4 separate regions of the Homo sapiens genome follow, and all the other regions are linked to region 2. A link is a contact called in ENCODE Hi-C or POLR2A ChIA-PET data. All regions are on one chromosome and are shown on one strand. The core of a region is the stretch at or near the end of the contact, and the rest is flanking DNA. Distances in the headings are between cores, read along the strand shown.

The links. Hi-C counts contacts between places; a loop is a spot of excess contacts on that map. ChIA-PET counts read pairs that join two places held with the same protein, here RNA polymerase II (POLR2A). Pooled maps may share reads with other maps.
Region 1: a loop to region 2 is called in a map of Calu3, with 2.5 times the contacts of the local background. The contact joins two enhancer-like sites. A Hi-C loop is called at or near these places in 2 of 168 maps with a recorded cell type or tissue (Calu3 and HCT116) and 12 of 50 pooled maps.
Region 3: a map of CD4-positive, alpha-beta memory T cell shows a loop between it and region 2 (3-fold over the local background). The contact joins two enhancer-like sites. A Hi-C loop is called at or near these places in 3 of 168 maps with a recorded cell type or tissue (CD4-positive, alpha-beta memory T cell, Calu3 and naive thymus-derived CD4-positive, alpha-beta T cell), 6 of 37 single-sample maps with no recorded cell type and 12 of 50 pooled maps. POLR2A ChIA-PET finds 5 or more read pairs at or near these places in 3 of 52 experiments (CD8-positive, alpha-beta memory T cell, GM12878 and activated B cell).
Region 4: a loop to region 2 is called in a map of IMR-90, with 12 times the contacts of the local background. The contact joins two enhancer-like sites. A Hi-C loop is called at or near these places in 3 of 168 maps with a recorded cell type or tissue (Calu3, IMR-90 and gastrocnemius medialis) and 1 of 50 pooled maps. POLR2A ChIA-PET finds 5 or more read pairs at or near these places in 1 of 52 experiments (CD4-positive, alpha-beta T cell).

Annotation. Positions count from the first base shown.
Region 1 is chr3:177,496,727-177,499,787 of GRCh38, reverse strand. The region is part of intron 1 of LINC00578 (long intergenic non-protein coding RNA 578); the gene reads right to left. Among named protein-coding and RNA genes, the nearest start is that of LINC00578, 56 kb to the right of the region's middle. Within about 2 kb of position 1,392, at least 5 of the 41 ENCODE cell types and tissues checked have a DNase peak (open chromatin) inside an H3K27ac peak, as active enhancers do.
Region 2 is chr3:177,049,568-177,052,422 of GRCh38, reverse strand. TBL1XR1 (TBL1X/Y related 1) reads left to right here. Exons shown (of 16, transcript NM_024665.7): 5 at 697-919; 6 at 1,813-1,945; 7 at 2,285-2,426. Among named protein-coding and RNA genes, the nearest start is that of TBL1XR1-AS1, 14 kb to the right of the region's middle. Within about 2 kb of position 1,447, at least 4 of the 41 ENCODE cell types and tissues checked have a DNase peak (open chromatin) inside an H3K27ac peak, as active enhancers do.
Region 3 is chr3:177,537,704-177,540,513 of GRCh38, reverse strand. It overlaps LINC00578 (long intergenic non-protein coding RNA 578), which reads right to left. Exons shown (of 4, transcript NR_047568.1): 2 at 1,021-1,119. Among named protein-coding and RNA genes, the nearest start is that of LINC00578, 97 kb to the right of the region's middle. Within about 2 kb of position 1,318, at least 9 of the 41 ENCODE cell types and tissues checked have a DNase peak (open chromatin) inside an H3K27ac peak, as active enhancers do.
Region 4 is chr3:177,514,844-177,517,750 of GRCh38, reverse strand. The region is part of intron 1 of LINC00578 (long intergenic non-protein coding RNA 578); the gene reads right to left. Among named protein-coding and RNA genes, the nearest start is that of LINC00578, 74 kb to the right of the region's middle. RefSeq lists an enhancer at 442-1,206. Within about 2 kb of position 1,315, at least 15 of the 41 ENCODE cell types and tissues checked have a DNase peak (open chromatin) inside an H3K27ac peak, as active enhancers do.

The DNA.
Region 1 (3,061 bases), core at 143-2,642, 450 kb before region 2:
TCCGGTGATTCATTTCGCTATGTAAAATCTGAAATAATGATAATGTATTTTGCATGTGTGTGTGTAAAATTAACACTCACTTATTCCCAAATAAACCAATAACAATTTCCAGTGCCTATACCAAAAGCTTGACCAACAAAACTATAACTACCAGAAAGGGTAGTGAATATAACCTAACCCTATTTTCTTTTTTTTCTTTTTTTTTCTTTTTTTTTATTATACTTTAAGTTCTAGGGTATGTGTGCACAACGTGCAGGTTTGTTACATAGGTATACATGTGCCATGTTCATTTACTGCACCCATCAACTCGTCATTTACATTACATATTTCTCCTAATGCTGTCCCTCCCCCAGCCCCCCACCCCCTGACAGGCCACGGTGTGTGATGTTCCCCACCATGTGTCCATGTGTTCTCACTGTTCAACTCCGACCTATGAGTGAGAACATGCTGTGTTTGGTTTCCTGTCCTTGTGATAGTTTGCTTAGAGTGATGGTTTCCAGCTTCATGCATGTCCCTGCAAAGGACATGAACTCATCCTTTTTTATGGCTGCATAGTATTCCATGGTGCATATGTGCCACATTTTCTTAATCCAGTCTATCATTGATGGACATTTGATAACCTAACCCTATTTTCTAAAGCTGGTCATAGACTCCCCTTCACTAGGCAAGGGGCCCTTAAGTAAGAAGATGTCCAGCAAAGTGAATCTAAGACATACAAAATGGTGAGTTTCCATATTGGGTTATGTCTCACTCTAACAAAGCCGTCTTTCATTATGGATATAATTTAAAAGTGCCTATATAGGTGTGTATATGTGTATATCATATACACTTTGAATAGATAGCATTATCGATTCACACATCCACAGTCGTCAATAATACTGCGAATTACCTAGGAGACAGCACAGTGGTAATAGAGAGGCCTTGGAGCTAGATAAGTCTGTGATAGAATTTTGACTTCATCTTTTCTTGAGCCTCAGTTTCCTCATCTGTGAAATGTGAATAAACATGCCTGCCATTTAGACCTGTTGAAAGGATTAAAGAAGACAGTACCTAGACAGATAAATAGTAAAGTTGTTACATTTATTACTACAGGATCTGTTATTATTTGACTAGCATGTAATCTACTAATATTGCACAACCTTGATTCTTATTCTCTAAGGTGAAGTAGAGCTGATCGCTAAGTCCCCATTGCTGCCAAATTCTGTTTTCAGTGACATTTTAAGAACAGCCTCCCTCCGCATGTCCACAGGGAACTGTCAGGCCCAGGGGCACCTCTGCTGCTTCCCAGTAGGAAGCTCCCTCGAGAAAGCAAGCAGGGAGCGGGTTTCTATGATCCCACCAAGATTTGGCTGAGCTCCACTTTCAGCCTAGTGACTCATGCACCTTGAGTTGCTAAGGGAATTGAAAGTGTTGCCAAGGAATTTTGCAGTTTGCAGCAGGTGGATGTAGAAATTACAGAACCACTTTCTTCAAATCAGTAGCAGTGGATGTTTGTGCCCACAAGGATGAGGGCACTTTGGCAAGCACCCTAACCAACTTCTCCTCATACTTCAAAACAGACCCCAAACCATGTTTTCACCTTCTAGTGGTATATGAATGCACAGATGCAGAAGTAAAACCTGGTCCTGAGCAGAGGGTCTAAATCTGCAGGCGTCAACAAATATGTTACAACATTTTTTTAATGTGAATGGTCAATTGACTTTTATGAAACTGAATATTAACTGATAAATGATTACACTGTTCATCAATTATTTCACTTTAGATATAATCTGAAATCTTTCAAAAGATGTTTGTCTCTCCTTATCAATACAATTGATTGTTTTATCTCAGTGCTGCATTTTCGGCAATTTTCTCATATCTAACTTTCGGTTTATAAATTTTTTTGCTTTAGCTGTCTTTAACCAGCTGATTAAACCATGCACTGCATTTCCATTTCAATGACGATATTTTGCAATTCTAGAAAATTTATTTAACTATTTTTGAATTTTTTTTTAGTATTCCGCTTAAGTTTATGTGTTGGTGTTTTGGCTATATCTATTTGTATAGTTTTTTTATGATTGCGCTAAGGATAATGAAATACATACCTAACCTCTTACAGTCTATTTAGATGGAATATTTTACCACTACAAGCAAAACATGGAAGTCCTGCAACCCTTTGCCTTCTCCCGTTTGTGTCACAGCTGTCAGATGCTTTGCATATACATACCGAGAAACCCTACCAAAGTTACAATTTTTTTTTTTATATACGAAGTCTAGCTCTTGTCCTCCAGGCTGGAGTGCCATGGCATGATCTCAGCCCTCTGCAACCTCCCCTTCCAGGGTTCAAACGATTCTCCTGCCTTGGCCTCCCCAGTAGCTGGGATTACAGGTATGTGCCACAACACCTGGCTAATTTTTGTATTTTTAGTAGAGATGGGGTTTCACCATGTTGGCCACAGTGGTCTTGAACTCCTGACCTTAGGTGATCCACGCGCCTCGGCTTCCCAAAGTGTGGGATTACAGGCGTGAGCCACCGCTTCCAGCCACACTATGCCTAGCCAAAAGTTACAACTTTTGCTTTCAATAGTCATACATATTTTAAGAACTTAAAATATTAAGTTCTTAATATTAATATATTAATATTACCAGACAGTTTTTATATTACCCAGTTACCATTCTCTTCCATTTCTGAAGTTTCAAGTTTCTCTAGTATCACTTCCCTTAAGCCTAACTACTTCCTTTAGCATTTCTTTTAGATGGGTCTGCTGGTAATAAATTTTCTTCATTTTATCATCTTGCTGAGCCAATAAGCAGTTTGTTTAATTTCTCCTTCACAAAGGGTGCAAGTAATTAATCGAGTAGAACAGAAAAAGGGTAAAGATTGGATATGGAAGAAAACAGGTGAGTGACCAACGCCATATCTAATGCAAAGCAGCTTCCAATGAAGCCCCTTTTTCTTTTAAGCAGGTCTCAGGAACTCAGCTTTTTTTAGTATCCTTCTGCATTTGTCACTACCAGCCTATCACATGGGGTTCTTTTCCCTAAAGCCAGCCATGGGTAAATGTCCTTTCCCATCAGCTGG
Region 2 (2,855 bases), core at 198-2,697:
CTGTAGATTGTCACTGGTACATGTTTACCAGTTTAAGTGAACCAGACTTCACATATGCATGTTCCCAGCTAATTTGTACTGTTTGTATTTCTGACTTGTTCTGTGTTTGTGTCTCTTCTTGTGCTTACTTGGAGAACTCTTTATTAGGAACTTCCTAATATCAATAAGTAGAGCTTTGGAAATTTTAATAACTCCCTAATATTCAAGAGCACTATAGCCCCATGAAGTCTGTTTCTGCTTTAATATTTGAATCAAATCACAAGAAACTCTTCAGCTCAAAGTTTTTAGTTTTTTAAAAGATGTATTTACTATAATGGGGCACCAGGCCTCTGATCATTATATGAACTATATTCCATATTGTTTGTTGCTTTGACTAACAGAATTTCAGAATCTAATTAATAAGCCTTTTTATCAGCTCGGCCTACATCTTATTATCTCTTTCATTTCAGCTCTATCTGTACAGCTCTATACTGTAATAATAGTATGAATTAAATGAAAAGGAAAATGTAAGCAGTCATTTCCAGTTGCTGCTTGTAGTTTCTTTATTCCCTCCGGACTTCTTATATGAATTCAGAAAGTTCCTAAAAATGTTTTTTTAGGAACGAAGATTTTCATTTCATTTCTGATTTTGTATAAATACAAATAACTTTAAATATTGCCTTTGATTTTTCTTCTCTCACAATTTTCCAAATCCAGGATGGTACCTTGTTTGATGGTCGACCAATAGAGTCTCTGTCCCTGATAGATGCCGTAATGCCTGATGTAGTACAAACAAGACAACAAGCTTATAGAGATAAGCTTGCACAGCAACAGGCAGCAGCTGCTGCAGCTGCCGCAGCTGCAGCCAGCCAACAAGGATCTGCAAAAAATGGAGAAAACACAGCAAATGGGGAGGAGAATGGAGCACATACTATAGCAAGTGAGCTCAGACAAGAATTTTTTTTTAATTACATGGTTTATTTATTTATTTTTTTAAACTTTTAATTCGGGGTACATGTGCAGGTTTGTTATATAGATGAACTCATATCACAGGGGTTTGTTGTACAGACTATTTCATCACCCAGGTACTAAGCCTAGTGCCCAATAGTTATTTTTTCTGATCCTCCTCTTCCTCCCACCCTCCACCCCCCAGGAAGGTCCCAGGAGACAAGAATTTTTAAAAATTTTTTCTCAGAAGAAATGCCCCATCTTCTATGCTGAAATAATTTCATCTGTTAACTTGCACCAACTTGTTTCCCTAACTTGTATCACACAGTTCAATTCAGATTTTTATTCCTAAAGCTCCAAAAAGCTAGATTTACTTTTATTTTCTTTTTAAAATATCTAGAAACCCTTTTCCCATTGTTAAATGAATTTTTACATCTACATTTGATTTCTAAATAAAATTTGTAATACTAGTTATCAACAAATAACCATAGAGCTCTGACATCGAGATAAAAGGCAACTCATGTTATATGAATGATATCAGCAACCCCTACTGGCAGAAACTCAGAATAGTACTGATAGACATTATATTTAATTCAAACCATTTTATCGTTTTATCCATGTTTAGGTCTAATCATTTAAAGTCTCCCATCCCACTCCCACCCCCACCCCTCTAAAAAAAAAGTATGTGGTCAATACTTAATTAAAGATAAGAATTTATTTTCTGTGTGACTAAGACTGTGTAGTCATGTTCAGCTTAACTGGATATAATTGAAAAATGTTACACTGTGTGCGATAAAGGAAGGTATTTGCTAGTTAAGAAATCACCCATCCACCATGTTGTAATACTGCCTAACTGGAAATGCTTACTTGTGTTTCACGATGCAGATAATCATACTGATATGATGGAAGTGGATGGGGATGTTGAAATCCCTCCTAATAAAGCTGTTGTGTTGCGGGGCCATGAATCTGAAGTTTTTATCTGTGCCTGGAACCCTGTTAGTGATCTCCTAGCATCAGGGTATGTTTCTCAAAGTGATACTAAAATGACTTAAAAATATCTTATTGAACATTTTATAAACATATGCATTATTCAGGTTTTCTGTTGTTGCTTAGTTGTGGCCATTTTGTCTCTGTAAATTTTTTATTCCTTCATGAAGTAATTGTAGAATTTTTAATTAAACTTACTATTTCGAGAATGCTTGGGGGTCCCAACGTGTAGAATGGGAAAAATACTGGAAATGAAAATTCGTGATAGTCGTTTTTATTTGCCTTATTAATATTCAGATGTAAATATGTTGCCTTGTTCTGATACGTGAGAATGTCATGAGGATCTAAAATATATTGCATACTTTTATAGGTCTGGAGACTCAACAGCAAGAATATGGAATCTTAGTGAGAACAGCACCAGTGGCTCTACACAGTTAGTACTTAGACATTGTATACGAGAAGGAGGGCAAGATGTTCCAAGCAACAAGGATGTCACATCTCTAGATTGGAATGTGAGTATCACTATATCCATGATGGATATAATTACTAGTATACCTAACCCTCAGAGCCTCATACTCACGGCAGGGTTTGTCTATTTGTTCAGAATTTGGGGTTTTATTAACTAGTAACAACAAACCGGGAGTCGTCCCCTGCCAGCCCTCTCCCCCACTGTGGGACACAGACTTGCCTTAGTCAGACCAAGGTTCAACATCCAGCTCTTCAGTGTATCCCACAGCATATCCTTGGTTAAATTGTTACTTTTTACTCTGTACTTCATTTTCTTTAAATGTCAAGTAGAAGTGTGAAAATGGTACCTAAATATTTGAGATAATAGGTGAAAATTCTTACCATAATAACAAACAACATACTAAATCTATAACAACCGAGTCCTTAGGGGATAAAAGAATTCTGTGTAGCAAAAAACATGTTCTTGTTTTTCT
Region 3 (2,810 bases), core at 69-2,568, 490 kb before region 2:
ATATACCTGCTTCTTTGAATAAGTGCTTCTTCTCTTACAAGCACTGAATCTAAGATCTGAGGCTAAAGATGGGTGAAACTCTTCCTCATACTCTCTAGGGATAAAGTAGTGGCATTCTTCATGTAAAATGGACTCTCTCCATTGGCCCCATGTAGTATAATGTTCAGATTTACAAATTTGTATTTTATTCCCTCCAATGAATGCATAGCAATATATAATACAGATAGATCCAGTTAAAGACACTTTCAGACCCTGAGTGACTGAGTTTAAAAAGTCAAACACAGAAATTAGACAAATGATATATGTGAAGTAAAGAGAATTTGGAAGCATTGATCAACAAAGAGGATATATTAAATATAGAGATGAAGAAAAGTAACTTGAACTGAATGAAAGAACAATGAAAATGTTACACAACATTTTAAAAGAGGCACCAATGACAAACATTGGTTGAGTAAATAATTATCTTAGGGAAAAAGTCAGGAGAGCACCTTAATTAAATTACTTAATTTAATTAAAGAGTTTCATTAACTTATTAAAACCTTCAAAAATCCATGGGTTTCCTCTAACAAAGCCTGCTGAAGCCCACTGTGGGCGGGATGCTGTGCTCTCAGTGGAAGGGTAATGCCAGAGAAGAAGATGGAGGAGAACTGGGTTTGAGCCCCAGTGTTATCCTTTGCTGCAGGACTTTAAGCAAGGTGCTCAGCTTCTCTGGGTCTGGTTTCTACAACTGCAAGATGTGTGATTAGACTAGATTAAAAGTAGCAAACTGGAGATCAAAAGGCTGCTCTCCAAATGAACCATAACAAAAACATTTTGGAAACTACATAAAAATCAAGACTGCTGGATTTTCCTGAAAAGTTAGAGTAGCCCCTCACTTTGGTTAGCCTTACTGTACGCAATAATAGGCTGGAGCTGATTGTCTTTCTGCCAGGGGAAAGTATAGTTCCCTAGTGGTATGTGGAGTCAGCAAATGTCTGCTTACACAATTACACTTTGCCCTGCTTCACTCACTTAAATTACCTGCCCGGGCCTGGGAGCATTTACATTTGTACCACTGAATAGCTGTTCTCCATCATCCCATTTGGTCTTCAGACTCCATAATCCTTTAAAGCTCTGCACCTGGAATGAAAAATCCAGCACAGTGAATTCTCGTCTTACTCTCTAATTTCAATCATCCCACCAGTTGGAGAAAAGCACTTAGAGATTTGGATCTAGAAACTGAAACGTATGTACTGATGGTCTGAAAACTCTTTAAAAAATAAACTAACCACCTTCCACCCCTCACGTGTCACTGTGGTATTTACTTTAGCTTCCTGTTCATCCGCTTTGCTTCCTGTCCAAGTTGATTTCTGCTTTACAGTCAAATGTACAAAGACTTTCCATAGTAATCAATTTCAAAGCATAACATTAATCTTTTTCACTTGAACCAAACACTTCAGAAACCTAAAATGCTAACTTAATGAGAATAATACCTGGATGCCAAAGATGGAACCCTTGAAGCTTTTTAAACAACTAAAGGATTTCCTGCAAACACTAAATCTTGTCTCTTACCCCTTTTTAAACCACTTCCATAAAAGGAAATATATTCTATTTTGACCAGACCGAGCACAAACACAAGGTTAAAAATGTTTGCCTGACACTTTTCAATACCCCTGCTTTGAATGCAGCAGTTTGTTTTGCTGCCGTATTTCTTTCAAATGATGTGCTTTGTGAGAATTCTAGATTCATCAAAATACCTATAAGCAAAGTTTTTAGTAGAAAGCGTTAGCTAGCTGCTTGCATGCTTTTGAATGTGAGAGATTTTCCCATATGTTGCCATATCATTTAGATTATATCTAAGTGATGCCAAAAAACTGGAGGAAAAGAGGGAGATTCTATTATCTATGTTTTATCTGCAAGTCACCAAACAGATAGCTGTTTCAGATCACCCAGCTGTGTGGCAACATATAGCTAAAACATCTGGGTGATTAGCTGAATTACTCATTTTCATCAAGACATTTTGTTCTCCTATAGACAATATCTGAGCTGTACACATGGATGTGTACAGTATATGCGTGTGTTTACCTATGTACATGTGTCCCTAAGATGACAAATTTAAGCAATTGTTTTAGACACAAAATGCAGGGTGAGATCTCCCTTCATCTCCTGCTGGACGATTCTAACAACCAATGGCTCTTTTCCATCTATGCCTGCCAACCCTGAATCAGGCCAAGGAGCAAAGCTGGGAGGTCAACCCAGGCAAAGCCAGCAGAAAAGGGCTGTACTTCCCTTCTTTGCAATCCCAAGCCAAGAATTGCTGACCCTGAGTGTGCACACAAATTGCTGGTAGATGAGGCATTGGGGAATGCAGCAGGGGCGGGAAGAATCACAAAATAATAGAAAGCTACTATTTAAAATGTGCATATTCGGTACAAGGCTCTAGGCTAAATGTCTTTACCTGCATTGTCCCATTTGATTCTCACAATAACTCTTTAAGGCAAGAACTATTATTCTCACTCTCCTACTTTTTTTTCTTTGGTTTTTTGGTGGTGTTTGTTTGTGTTTTTTTGTTTTTTTTTTTTTTTTTTTTTACAAATGAGGAGACTCAGAAAAGTTAAGTAACAAGCAAGTGTCTGTATTTGAAGGCAAGTTTGTCTGACTTCCAAACACACCTCTTAGTAATGCAACTACACTGCTTAGTCTGGGTTGCAGGTGGCCACCCTCCTCAAAGTGACACTGGAGCACTTTCAAAGCATGTCATCCCAGGCTGAGATGATAGTCCTGGTTAAGCTCCCTCCCCACAAGATTATAAAGTAGAGTAATGGTGACAA
Region 4 (2,907 bases), core at 66-2,565, 470 kb before region 2:
AGTAAGACTCCTTCTCAAAAAAAAATTTTTTGGCTGGGCATGGTGGCTCACTCCTGTAATCCCAGCACTTCGGGAGGCCAAGTCGGGCAGATCACAAGGTCAGGAGATCAAGACCATCCTGGTCAACATGGTGAAACCCTGTCTCTACTAAAATACAAAAAATTAGCCAGGTGTGGTGGCGCGCACCTATAGTCCCAGCTACTCAGGAGGCAGGGGAATCACTTGAACCCGGGAGGCGGAGGTTGCAGGGAGTGGAGATCGTGCCACTGCAGTCCAGCCTGGAGACAGAGCAAGACTCTGTCTCGAAACAAAAAAAAAAACTTTTATTTTCTTACTGCTCATGTTGCCTTTAGGTAGTCACCTAATCAAAAAGTAAAAACGAAGCTATCACTTAGAAATTCATCTCCTCTCATTTTACATACAGTGGAATGACATGAACTCAGTCCACATTAACAGGCATTCTCAAATTCTACCATGGGAAAAAATACTGGTTGAGGAGTCAGAAAATATGGGCTATTTAATAGATTATCTCTCATCGATGGAACATGGGCCTTTACTTCTCTGTCCCTAAACTGAAATGACAGGGCTTAACCTGGTGGTGTCTAAAGTCTTCCAATTCTGAAAATGCCCTGGCCACAGAAGGTATCAATTTTCTAGTTGGGGGCGCTGTGTGTTTATTTGTTTGTGTGTTTATAACTCTCTGTATTTTCCCTGGCAAGAGAAAGGGTGTTCTACAACCATTTATTCATGATTAATGATGTGGCTTGTGAACTTGAACCAGAGACTGTTCACCAGAAGCTTTTAGTTTGAAAAATTCCTGACTGTGGCCAAAACCAATGCTATGAAACAAAAGAAATGAGACAGTGCCTGCCTGCAGCCCACTGACCTGCAGCCCCAGGCGGAGCTCAGGCCGAGACCCCGAGAAAAGGGAACAGCTGGGGCCTGCTGGGACAGCACACACGGCCTCTCACCAGCTCATGCTGCACCCGATCTGAGGCTACCCAGCAGCAGTTTGGCTGCCCCCCAACCAGATTATAAATTCCTCAAGGGCAAAGAACACATCCTTTATATTTTTCCTGTATCCATATGGTGCAGAAAAAAAAAATAAAAGATTTTTGGGCTGGCATCCCAGCCAGAAACTGAAGAATGTTATCCATCCCCCACCCCCACAAGCCTCCTCCTCCCTTAAAATCACAAGAGGAAGACATTCAGGAATAGCTTTTGAGAAATGCCTCCCTCCTTCCGGCCTAAGAAGATATGTAAGTAGTTCATGTTCTCCCACACTGGAAGGGGAGACTCAAGCCCGTTGATGCATTAAATGAGACATTCCTGAATCAGAAGGATCATAGGTCAGCTCAAGCATTCGGTTGTGTTTGCAGCTCATTTCAGTAAGGCTGATTAACAGAAGAGCCAGACCCTTGTTCTGGCACCAGCTGTGTGGCCGGAACCTCTGTGACTAGAGACACCCCAGCCGGAATCAACAGGCCCGACCTGGACACGTGCATCGCGGCAGCAAGGTTAGCCAGTGTCAGCTCAGCCAAAGAATTTCTGGTTGTGCTGACTGAGAGGGTACACTCAGAACTTTGGACATGAAAGGATTCACTGAGGGATGAAAACACGGTATAGCATACCTAAGTATCCTCAGATTTTAATTTTGTCCCCTCTATAGCACATTTCAATGAGTAACACACAGCTAGGTGAATTACTGGTCACTCACTAAGCAATTGTTAAATTATTCTAGCTTCCTTTAATGAGAACAGAAACAAAGTTGCCACATACACACTAGTTCTGCTTTGTGATTTATTGTTGCCCATTGCCATCGTCATCATCATTGTTATCATTACTAAAGTAATATACACTTAGTGTAAAAAGAAAAAAATGCCAACGGTGTACAAGGAGATAAAGTTAAAGTTTCTGTTTTCATATTCTCTTCTAATCTTTCCCCCATCTCAACTTGACCCTCTCTGAATTGTTTCCTAAAACTACTAGAAGATTTACAAAAACTTCTAAAAATGTGCCATATATCACATACATGTAAATATGCATAGAAAAATATTACAGACATAAATGCATATAAACACAAACATATTCATGCACATACCTATGTATATATACAGTTTTTTCCCACAAATTGATCAGAGTACACTGTCTGGGACATAATGTTTTCACTTAGTATATATCTGACATTCATAGGAAAGCAAATAAATCTATGTATTCTTTACAATGACTTCATAGTATTCTATTATAAAGCTAAGACATAATCTATTCTGTGGGGGGTTTTTTTGTTTTGGTTTTGGTTTTTTGGGTTTTTTTGCACCATCTTTTCTCTGGAGTCCATGTTTCTAATAGTTTATTCCTTCCGAATTTATTTAAGCTCAGTTTCCAATGCATGGAGCTGACTGTTCTAGTTGTTCCTGCCACCACTGTTGCTATTTACGGGTTATATTTTTGTATATTCCATCTGTCTTTGTCTCTTTGCCTGTACAGTTCATACATTGCTTTATACTGCTGAAAGAGCCCCTCCTTGCTATCCTCCGAGGGAAACTCACACCTCCTCTGATTGTCTCTCGCACTTTATACACTGCATCTACCTGTGCTGAGCTCCGGTTCCAGGCAAGCACATTGTCTCCCAGGCCTTGCTGACCCATAGTGCTCCCTTCCTGTGGCACTCCCAGTCTGGATTCTCCAGGCTGCATTTCACCTTTGACCATCCATCCTTAAAGGACAGATCTCAAGCCTTTGTCATTCTCTAGGGAACTATGCCCTGGCTGCATAGCTACAAGGTCACTGACCTCATGGGTTGCAATGTCCTACTTCAATTGAGCACATCTGCTGGGCCCCAAATGGTCTTACCCTGTCATATTTCTCTCAACATCCCTGCCTCCCAGTTTCTCTAAGTTGCCAAAT